Linked DNA regions of Homo sapiens: region 1 is linked to region 2. A link is a contact called in ENCODE Hi-C or POLR2A ChIA-PET data. All regions are on one chromosome and are shown on one strand. Each heading gives the region's core, a stretch centred on a gene start or an enhancer-like site at or near the end of the contact. The rest is flanking DNA. Distances are from core to core; before and after follow the strand shown.

Region 1 (5,678 bases), core at 1,466-3,965, 36 kb before region 2:
CCTGGGGTGAAACCAGCCAGCCTGTGCTCCAAGTTACCACTGGAGACACCAGCCTTTACAATGATTTGCCTGGGTTAGTGGCAGGGCTGAGAGGGCGCCAGGGGCCGAGGCCTCTGTCAGAGGTTCTTTGCTGCCTCCCAGAATGTCCCTGCCTGGAGGGTGGCCAGGTGGTGGCTCCCGGGCTGGGTGGGAGCCGGGCCTTGCTCTCCCAGGCTTGCTCTGTGCCTAGCCCTCCTTGCCTGGCCCTCTCATCCCTGGTTCCCTTCCACTGCCTGCCTGCCCTTCAGCCCTCACTTTGCTGGCACAGGGGCACTGCTAAGCATTTGGGCTCTGTAGCGACTGGAAGGCAGTTCTGGCGGATCCCAGACAGAAGAGACAGGCAAGGCTGTGCGCTCCGGGAGCTATGTGTGGCGTGCTTGGAGGAAAGGGCTTGGTGGGCTTTTCCTCCATTCCATTGTGTCCCACCCCCAACTATGTGGGTGGCCCTGGGGTGACAATGAACAGTCTCCTCAGGGTCTGATTTGTCAGTCAGCCCCACTCGGGGCATTTCACTTTTGGGGAGTGAGGAGCTGGAGCCAGAACTGTCCCAGCCGACCTGAGGAGAGAGTGACTCAGTTCTCCCTTTGAGAAGCTCAATCCCTAATGCCTCATTTTCCTCTGGGCCCACATTTTCTGAGCTTTTCTGCTTATCCAGCTTTTGGGGGCTCGGCTCCAGGGGAAGTCCGCTTCCCATGCTGTGGCTCCCTCCTGTCTCCACCCTCCCAGACACTGTGCTGGCTCGGGGGCTCAGCCCAGCTCATGCTTTCCCTGGGCTTGGAATCTCTCTTTGCCAATTTCAGAGCAGCTCTGAGTCAGTCTGCCCTAGGAAATCCCCCCAGAAACACGGACAAAGGGAGGCAGCAGCAGGAAGGCTTGCTGGAAAGAACAGTGGCCGAGGCGCCTGGCAAGCTCTCTGCCCTGCCTGACCTTGGGTTTGGCCTGAGTGATTTGTGGGCACAGCTTCATACCTGGGGGGAGGCAGGTGTGCCAGTGGCCCCTGTGTCTGAGGGAGGGCCCAGCCCCTTCGCCTCAGTCAGGACCCACATCTGCCTCCTAAGGGACGTTGTCCAGGATGATTCCTGTGCGATAATCCATCGCTCAAGGGCTGCTCAGCTTTTGAAGTCACTGGTGGGGCTGAAATGAGAAGGGCAGAGCAGCCATGTTCTGTGCAGGTGACATTTCCTTTGTAGCCACATAGCACCCAGGATTTAGTGCACAAAGCCCAGAACTTCCTCCCATGGTGCCCACGGGCTGCTGGCAAGCAGGAGGCTCCCTGTCACCTGGATCCACCCAGGGAGGGATGAGAACCCATCAGCAGGGAGGGTCCCTCTGAGCTTTGTTTGTTTGTTTATTTGTTTTTTGAGATGAAGTCTTGCTGTGTCGCTCAGGCTGGAGTGCAGTGGTGCGATCTCAGCTCACTGCAACCTCTGCCTACCAGGTTCAAGTGATTCTCCTGCCTCAGTCTCCAGAGTAGCTAGGATTACAGGCGCCCGCCACCACACCTGGCTAATTTTTGTATTTTTAGTGGAGATGGGGTTTCACCATGTTGGCCAGGCTGGTCTTGAACTCCTGACCTCAGATGATCCACCTGCCTCTGCCTCCCAAGGTGTTGGGATTACAGGTGTCAGCCACAGCACCTGGCCAAGAACTTTTGAGAGAGCAGAGGCTGAGTCAGGGGTTCCTAACTTTGGTCCCTGGTGGGGAGGGGGGCCTCGGGGGCCCAGGAACCAACTCCTGTCCTGAAATTCTGTGTCCGAAGTTCTGGGTCTGTGTACATGCTCTTTGGGAATAGTCCATAGCTTGCATGTCAAGGGGATCTCTGAGTCCTCGATTTAAGATCTAGTGGGGCAGAAAGCAGCTGCTCGCCAGGAACAGAACCTTGGGCCCTGTTCCCACCTGTCCTGCGTCTTGATGGAGAACTTGGGAAGTGCAGGCACTGCTGTCTGGTTCCATCCACTGGGCAGAGGCCCTGGGTTTGGGGTGCAGGCCTCCCTGCTGCTCTCCTTCCCCACCCTGCTGGAGCCTTCGACTCACAAAGGCTGCAGAACTGAAGAGTGTCCTGGGGAGTGCGGGGTTGGGGCCTAGCTGGCCACTGGTCTGTTATTTTGCCTGCGTCCTGGGGCATTGGAGTTGTTTTTGGCAACACAGAATAAGAATGATGGAGAAATCTGGTGGGAAAGGGAAAACATTGTTACTGAAATTTAGTGCTTTCCTTAAAAAAGAAATGAAACTCAGCAATACTGAAATTTTGGGTAGCCAAGGGGTAACCACCAGTTTAAGGCAGAACTGAGCTATTGTCAGCAGAGTCAGGCAGCAGTGGACGTTGGTGGAGAGGGCTCCGCTCCTTCCAGCCTCTGCCAGTGTGGGCCCTGCCGACTGCACCTTCCCACCGCTACCCAGAGACCAGCGGCTCACCCCGCAGGGAGGGAACTGTCAATGTTCTATAGCATGGGCTTAATTGGAATGGTTTGAGTGAAACCAAATTTCAGTCGAGATCCTGCTGCCAGCAAGCTGGATATAACAGTGGCCTTTCACTCAGGGCCTGGCACTGAAACAGGTCCAGGATGCAGGAGAGCAGCTTGGCACATGGTGCCTCCAGCACCCTGAGGGCGTGGAGCTGGGCCTCAAAAGGGTGCCCCGCCCATGTGAGGGAATGCACTGTGTGAGCGCACGTGCAGTGTCGAGGCCTTTGGCAGACCCCAGAGAAGATGTGACATCGTGACTAAGTAGCAGTGTCTTTTGCCTGGCAGCTCGCAGCACCTCCCCTCCCATTTCCAGCCCCTGCCCTGTAGCTGCCTGTCCTCGGGGACCCCTGCATCTGCCTCCCCTCCTCCTACCGCGGCATGAGGCCCTTGCCCAGGCTACCTGGGCTGATGCGCTTTGCCCTGGGACTCTGAGAATCAAGGAGCAGTAATTAAGCAGTGCCCAGCAGGGCCCTGTCCTTGTGCAGGCTGCGGTTAGCAGTGCTTCCGTCAGCGATCTGCAGCGGCTAACGTGTACTCGGGCGATTCAGAGCAAGGTATTATTTACCCTGCTGACGTCAATGAGAACATATTATCCACTGTCCTTTTCTGCAGCCTGAAATGAGCACCAGAACTCAGAGAACACAGCCACCTTCCATACTCTAAAAATTCCACCCAAGGCCCGATGAGGCAAAAACCCTATCGCATTAACCTGACATTCACATCACCCGGGCTCTTAGAAAAGAAGTTGTTTTTATTTTAATTCAAGAGGGTTGGAAACATAAAAACAGTACATTTTCCTTGCAGAAAATTACCCCATTTAAATTACTATTTGGTACAGAGATTATTTATTACACTGCATTTTAGGCAATTTTCTAACATTAAGTGACAAGTTATACTTTTGATTTTTTTTTTCACATTGGAGCTATTATGATTTGCACTCATAATACCAAAGCTACTGAACTCACCAATTTTTTTCTTAGTAATTAAAAAAAAGCACACAGAAAATATAACTACAGTTAGATTAACTTTATCAAAAGTAACTCTTTCAGACCAAACATCCAGCAAAACCACCCACCTCCCTTCAGATATAAGCAAATAATCTTGCCCTTTCTACAAAGTGCAGATATCTCTGTATCCCTTTTATTTCTCAAACTGCAGTCCCCGAAGTGAAGCAAACCTTTCTCTCCACTTCTTTCCCCTTCAGAGATTTTGGTGAAGGCAGGTTTCTCTTACCACCCATGGTGGAAAGGTCTCACCACTTGAATTTCCTTGACTGAGCAAATCTTCTGCAGACAGACACCACAGAGCCAGCAGCAGCCCATTATCTGCACTGGGGAATGTGACATTATTCCATCTGGGGTCATATGTTTCCAGGATGTTGTTTTGTACTTCTATTTTTAAAGCTCCCCTCTACCCACCCACTTTGCCTCTGAAAAGACAGAGTATTAAGTCAAAGTCTGTTATTACTTTTTTAATCCTAAAAGTAATAAGCACTTCTAGTTGATGGGGCTTGACTGTAAGGAAATGTTACGCCCCTCGTTGAGACAAAGGCTGAGTTCATGACCGTTCCTGGGGTGGAATCTGCTGGCCTGCAGTGGTGGCCTGATGCCGTGCGATGCGGCCCCTTGGCAATTGAGGAAGGGGGTGTTCTGTAGGAAACTGCTGTATTGTAACTTGGAAAAACTAGACATCTTTGAGGTGAGCCTAAACTTCTGCAGTTAACTGGACGCTGAAAGGCAGGCGGGTCTGCGGGGTTTTTGTCTCCCTCAGCCTGGTTCAGTGCACGGCCACCTGGACAGCTGCACTGTCACCTGAAGGCGGCCTCTTCCCCAAAGCCAGGCGGCTGTTGAGTGGAGAATAAGGTTGTGGGAACAATATCACATTCACCCTGTGCTTGACCAAAATGGGGGCTTTGTTTATACAGCTGTTTGCTTATGAAAAGAGTCAGATGCTACTGAGGAAAGAGAAGGGAAAGAGAGGGCTTCTTCCAGCACTAGAAGCCAGAGAACCAAAACCAGAAGCCAGTCAACCCAAGCGCGTGTCCCAGCTCCTTCTATCACCAGCTGTGATCTCAGAGAAGTCACAAACTTCCCAAAGCTTTGGTTTCTTCAGCTGTGAAAAATAAGGACAGTATCTCCCCAGCTAATTTCATAGAATTGTTGTGAGGGTTAGAAGAGAAAGTGCTTGGTAAAACTAATGTACAAATATAAGCTATTGCTCCCTTGTGGGTGGGCGAGCAGAGTATCTGGGCAGAACCCATCACAGCTCTCCCTGGGTGGGTCTGCGAGCACTGCTGCCGCCTGGTTCTCTATCTGTGCCCCAGTGTGTGCCTGAGTCTGCTGATAGGTTGAAACCTGCCTGGAGAAGATGTGGACACAAGGTGGGGGTGCACGTAGGATGGCTGTCTTCTAGAATCAGCTAGGCTACCTTAATTAGGACAAAAATGGTAAAATAAGAATGTGAGAGGCTACTGGAAGGTGAGAGGCTCCACTGCTTTCGTTCACCTGCCACCAAGGGCCAGACAAGGGCTCTGACATTACAGGTGCTTCAGACCACACTGTAGAACCTGTCAGAAGGGAGATGATAGAAACTTTAAGAAAATCTCTTTGTCCAGTTTAGAAACAGAGGCAGATGATACTGCTCTTGTCTTTTTTTTTTTTTTTGAGGTGGAGTCTTGCTCTGTCGCCCAGGCTGGAGTGCAGTGGCACGATCTTGGCTCACTGCAAGCTCCACCTCCCGGGTTCACGCCATTCTCCTGCCTCAGCCTCCCGAGTAGCTGGAACTACAGGCGCCCACCACCACGCCCGGCTAATTTTTTGTATTTTTAGTAGAGACGGCGTTTCACTGTGTTAGGATGGTCTCAATCTCCTGACCTCGTGATCCGCCTGCCTTGGCCTCCCAAAGTGTTGGGATTACAGGCGTGAGCCACCGCGCCCGGCTGATACTGCTCTTGTCTTTCATACATTGCTCTGAAGATAAGTTCTATAAAAAAATTCCAGGTCGGGTGTGGTGGCTCACACCTGTAATCCCAGTACTTTGGGAGGCCAAGGTGGGTGGGTCACCTGAGGTCAGGAGTTCAAGATCAGCCTGGACAACATGGTGAAACCCCATCTCTACTAAAAATATACAAACTAGCTGGATGCGGTAGCACACACCTGTAGTCCCAGCTACTTG
Region 2 (5,412 bases), core at 2,842-5,341:
TCCAAAATGACTGTCAGAAAGGCCTTATCTTCACAGTACCACCTCTATGACTAACCACTCCTAGAACATCATATCTCATATGGACACATACAGATATATATATTTCTAATTTTCTAGAAAAACTATACTCTCAAATGAGTCAAGGACTAGATGTTCCCATGAGTCGAAAACTAGATGTTCTCATGAGTCAAGGACTAGATGTTAAATGAGTCAAGGACTATGTTCAAATGTTAATTTCACTCACAGGATAAAGCAGCACAAGAAGCTCTCGGATGTGTGTTCAGAGATCCTGAAATACATACAATAATTGCTGCACTTTAAACCATAATCACAGGATGAGTTTTAGTGCCTGTAAATTGAGGATACTCTCCAAATAGCACTGGTAAGGTTGTTTTTCTTTCTTTCTTTTCTTTTTTGAGATAGGGTCTTGCTCTGTTGCCCAGGCTAGAGTGCAATGGCACGATCTCAGCTCACTGCAGTCCTCGCACCTCAACCTCCTGAGTAGCACAGGTGTGCTCCACCACACCAGGCTAATTTTTGTATTTTTAGTAGAGACAGGGATTTGCCATGTTTCCCAGGCTGGTCTCCAACTCCTGGGCTGACGCAATCCACCCGCTGTGGCCTCCCAAAGTGCTGGGATTACAGGTGTGAGCCACCACCTGGCCCATTGGTAAGTTTTAATGTCTCCAGGAGCCCTTATAGAGCCACTTCATTCTGAACTTCCCCACAGCTGGTGAAATAAACTCAAAGGAGTGAATGGGACAGAGGCCTGTCAAGAAGGTGGCCTGGCCTCTTTATTGCCTTAGGCTCTCATAGTACACTTCACAGGCAAGAGAACAAGAGCTGGGAACACTTCTCTGGACCCGTGGTAGCCCAGTTTCAACCTCTGCTTTACAAATCTAGCACAAAGAAAGCTTCCTGTTTGCTTACAGGAGGAGTGGTACTAAGCAGTTATTTCTATTTTCTGTAGGTAATATGAATATAGAAACTTGGGTCTATAGGGATATTAAAAGAAACACTGAAAGACAGGCTCACTAAGCTGTTACAATATTACATGTGCTGAGGTCTTCTATAACCTTGTCAAAGCACTTCAAATGTTATATTTATATATTCTTTTGAGACTGGTCTTGCTCTGTTGCCCAGGCTGGAGGGCAGTGGTGTGAATCACAGCTCATTGTAGCCTTCATCTCCCAGGCTCAAGTGATCTTTTTGCCTCAGCCTTCCAAGCAGCTGGGACCATAGACTCACGCCACCATGCCTGGCTAATTTTTTTTTCCTTTTTTCTTTTCCTTTTTTTGGGTAGAGACAAGGTCTCACTATGTTGTGTAGGCTGGTCTTAAACTCCTCGGCTCAAGTGACCCTCCTGCCTCAGCACCCAAAGTGCTGGGATTACAGGTGTGAGCCACTGCCCTCTGCCAAACACTGTATTTGTAATCATCTGAAGAATGGGTTAAGGAAGACTTTGGTGTTAGGCAGATTGGGGATCAAATCCTGGGTTTTCTATTAGCTATGCAATCTTGGACAAATTACTTAACTTCTTAGAGCCTTGGTTTCCTCATTTGAAAAATAGGGACAACACTTACATTTCATGAAGTAGTTGAATTAATAGAAATAGATATTATATTGCGATTGAAACATAGTAGGTAGTCAATAAACAGAAGCTATCATTGCTATTATTATTTATTATTTTACTTATCTGTCTATCCCATCAGACTAAGTTCCTCGGGAGCAGGGAATGGGGGACAACATTCTGTACTCCCAGCTCTCAGCATATCATCTGCAGACAACAGCTGCTCGATAAAGATCTGCTAGATGAATATGTTGTTCCCACCTCTTAAAAGTGCTTTACTATGTGACAGGAGCTGATTTAAACTCTCTGAAGATAATTTCTTCTTAGTTCTATGAAGTATCCTTATTTTAGGAGAAAGTGAGGGTATAAAGTTAAGTATTTTGCCAGAGGTTATACAGCTAGCTACTAAGTTGCAGCAGTGGAATAGAAACCAAGTTTAACTACTTCGAGCCTTCATTGTTAACCACCACCTTTATGTCTCTCACTGGCATGTCAAAAATAGTTATTTTTGAAGAAGTTAATAATTGTCAGGGTTAAAAAGTGGCAGCAAAAGACACTTAAAAATAAGAGCCTTTTAATTTCTTCACAGGAATCTGGATAACTTGCTTCACCCAGTCTGCAGCTTTCTGCCTAAATGCATATAGTGAAGTGGGAGGTGAGTAGGGGGGGAATGAAATGTGAAAATGCAGGATTTATTTCTTACTGCCATTTATTCAAATGAAATGGACTATACTCATGCTTCATCATACTAACCACATTCATTCATTCCTTCATTAAACATCAGCATTCCATACACATGTCAACCACTGTACAAACACAGAAGTCTTGCAACAACACAAAATAATAAGACTCCACATCATCATCTGACTTTTGGAAAACATTATGAAAACAATCACTTGGGCATTCGTCTCTCTCTCTACCAGACTCAGATCCAGCCTAGCCCTGCTAGAAAGCAAACATCTTTCTAGTTTAATGTCTTCTCTAATTGTGATATGCAGGTTAATACCTAAAACTATGGCTATGTTCCTCAGACATTCTGCTTGCTATTATAAACAAAACATTTATGCCATGCCACGTGGCTTCATTTTGACTTTTTTAAACTTTTAATTTTGAAATACTTTTAGATTTATAGAAGAGTTGCAACAGTAAATTCAGAATTCCCCATACCCTTCACCCAGCTTCCTCTAATGTTAACATTTTACATACCTACAGTATAATTATCAAAACTAAGCTTCAATTATCAAAACACTGATTCACTACTATTAATTAAACTACAGACTTAACATTTCATGAGTTTTGTCACATGTTCCTTTTCAGTTCAGGGATTCCACATTGCATTTAGCCTCATGATTCCTTAGTCTTCTCCAATTTGTATTCATATTCTCTCACCTGGGTTCTATATGGCCTGAAATATTTATAGAAGAGGATTAGGGGTAGAGTCTTTAATTACAGATCAGTTATCGACTCTCATGAAAATCAACTAGGCCTCAAAAGCTGAGTCCTCTGTCTCTTACTTAATTAACCAGCCGCAGCAGACCAAGGATATATCTGAACACAGCCCTAGAGCTGCTATTGTTTTCTGCTCTGTATTTTGAAAGTTGACTGACTGACCTATATGGTCCTAACAAAAACCATTATCACTGTCATCACTAAATTATATAAATTATCAGTGCCCAAACATCATTAGCAAAGGCACAATGTTTTAGGAATAAGAGGGTCTTGCATAGAGTAAATAAGCTAACTCTGATGATTGTTGTCTAATGGGAACCAAATACAAAATGGAGAATTCTGTTTGTTGGAATGAAATAATGAAATAAATCAAATACTAACATGTATATAAATCACCTGGGGAAACTGCTAAAGTGCAGATTCTGACTCAGTACATTTAGGGATGGGCCTCAGATTCTGCATTTGTAACAAGCTCTGATGTGATGCTCATGCTGCTGGTCTCCAGACCACTTTTTGACTAGCCAGAAAACAGAATAAAACAGAGGCGGTGAAAAATATACATAAGATTTAAACAGTTTGTCAATGTTTACTGTTGCAAAAGATTACACTTGCTAAATACTTTTAGGTTTTTTATTTAAATAGGAGATTAAATAAGAAAATCGTTAGGTTAAACTAAGTCCTTTTTTTTAAAACAGGAAAAAAGCACACAAAACATTGAAAACCAATCTTCAAGCTAAGGAAAAGTAAATGATTTCTAGGAATCAACACCACTGAGGCAATTTTTAATCTCCAGCAGTGTGTTATAATGTCTAATTTATAATTTAAAAAATCCTCCTACAGAGCAGCAGATGGCTTTAGGGTTAAATTTATCCTTGTTTCTAAAATTACCAGCAGAATTCAGCTACCCAGCCTCGATGAAGAGTTACACATCCTTTGTAATTATAATAGGAGTGAAGAAGACAATTATGAGGAAATGAAAGCTGACAAATGAGAGGTGGAGAGTGATAGAGATGAAGCTGACCCATTGCACAAACTGAATGTGGATCGGCCAACACTGACGTCAATGCATACTTTGTTGCCCACCAGCACGAAAAGGTCAGTTGCACAGTTCATTTCCAAACATCAGTCACTCTCCCATCTGACAGGAGGGAAGGGAACAATCATCACAGTTGAGATGAAATGTGATCCTGCTGACCAATGTAAGACATCTATTTGTCCAGTCAGAGAGTTCAATGAGCTAAGAAGCAAATAAATAATCTTCCTTAGCTTAAATGAAGGGGAAGAGAAATGAAGAGGGAAAAAAAAATCAAATCAAACCAAACCCTTTGAGCCATCTTCCATATTCCCAGCTTACTGTGGAATGCTAAGTAGGACTTAAGGATACAAAGTTTCATTGTGCTTTTTGATGTAAAGCTCTTTTTACTTTTTACGTAATGCTAGTGGCAGAAGGATAACAAATGGAAGACTTACAATAAATATTTTCCCAATAAAAATAAAATACTTAAAAATTTTTAAAAAATATTTTTCCTATCTTTGCCTCTCCTACCCTTTTTCAGTTCTAGGGGACAAATCTGAAATCATATATACAGAAACCTTGACTCAAGGTCATCTAGTAAGTAGGAAGGTTGCTAGAAGCAATGATGGGCCACTGCCTCAAATCAGAAAGGAAGCATTCCTCTTGGGCTAAAGACAAGTGACTCGTGATGTACAGGTCAGATTAATCAGGCTAATTATACAATACTAATTACATTTAAGGTCTCTCTCAGCAAAAAATTAAGTTGCATCAACCAGAGACAATTGAGAATATGTGAAAAACTTTCCTTGGTCCTAAAAGGTTTGTATTAATAAGGCTTTAAAGCCTTAGTTAATTAAAAAAACATGCCGAGAGGGTTATATGGCTATTAAAATTTTAAGGCTTTGTTTTCACAGGGAATCAATTATACATTGAATACAAATAATAGCTACCTTGTATTGAGTGTTTACATGGTGCCAGGAGCTTTATCTAACAATTTATTTAACAAACAGTTAACTAGCACTGTGTGCCGGGCACTGTTCTAAGTACCCTACAAATATCAACTCAAGTAATAATCACTATGAGATATGAACTTTTATCACTCTCCCTTTACAGATAAGGAAACTGAGAAGAGAGAAGTCAGGAAACGTGGTCAAGGTCACAAAGCTAGTAAGTGGCAGAGATAGGATTCAAACTCAGGTATCCTGACTACACAGCCCATACTCTGACCTATTACCCTACATCGACTCCCTGTCTCCAATATTATCACCAATCCCTATAATCTGTTCCTGAAAAACAGATTTGTATTTAATAGATATGGAAACTCAGGCCTAGAAAGTGTAAATAATCGGCCCAAGGTTATAGCTACTAAGTGGCACAG

Evidence for each region. A loop is a pair of places that touch in the nucleus more often than their neighbours do. ChIA-PET counts read pairs that join two places held with the same protein, here RNA polymerase II (POLR2A). Pooled maps may share reads with other maps.
Region 1: a map of gastrocnemius medialis shows a loop between it and region 2 (7-fold over the local background). The contact joins two enhancer-like sites. A Hi-C loop is called at or near these places in 2 of 168 maps with a recorded cell type or tissue (endothelial cell of umbilical vein and gastrocnemius medialis) and 5 of 50 pooled maps. POLR2A ChIA-PET finds 5 or more read pairs at or near these places in 7 of 52 experiments (AG04450, GM10248, GM12878 and 4 more).

Annotation. Positions count from the first base shown.
Region 1 is chr11:111,728,413-111,734,090 of GRCh38, reverse strand. It overlaps SIK2 (salt inducible kinase 2), which reads right to left. Exons shown (of 15, transcript NM_015191.3): 15 at 3,236-5,678. It also overlaps a transcript of PPP2R1B not described here. Among named protein-coding and RNA genes, the nearest start is that of PPP2R1B, 35 kb to the left of the region's middle. RefSeq lists an enhancer at 628-1,444. Within about 2 kb of position 2,715, at least 22 of the 41 ENCODE cell types and tissues checked have a DNase peak (open chromatin) inside an H3K27ac peak, as active enhancers do; they include gastrocnemius medialis, where a contact is called at or near this core.
Region 2 is chr11:111,693,715-111,699,126 of GRCh38, reverse strand. All of the region lies in intron 4 of SIK2 (salt inducible kinase 2), which reads right to left. It also overlaps a transcript of PPP2R1B not described here. Among named protein-coding and RNA genes, the nearest start is that of PPP2R1B, 70 kb to the left of the region's middle. Within about 2 kb of position 4,091, at least 3 of the 41 ENCODE cell types and tissues checked have a DNase peak (open chromatin) inside an H3K27ac peak, as active enhancers do; they include gastrocnemius medialis, where a contact is called at or near this core.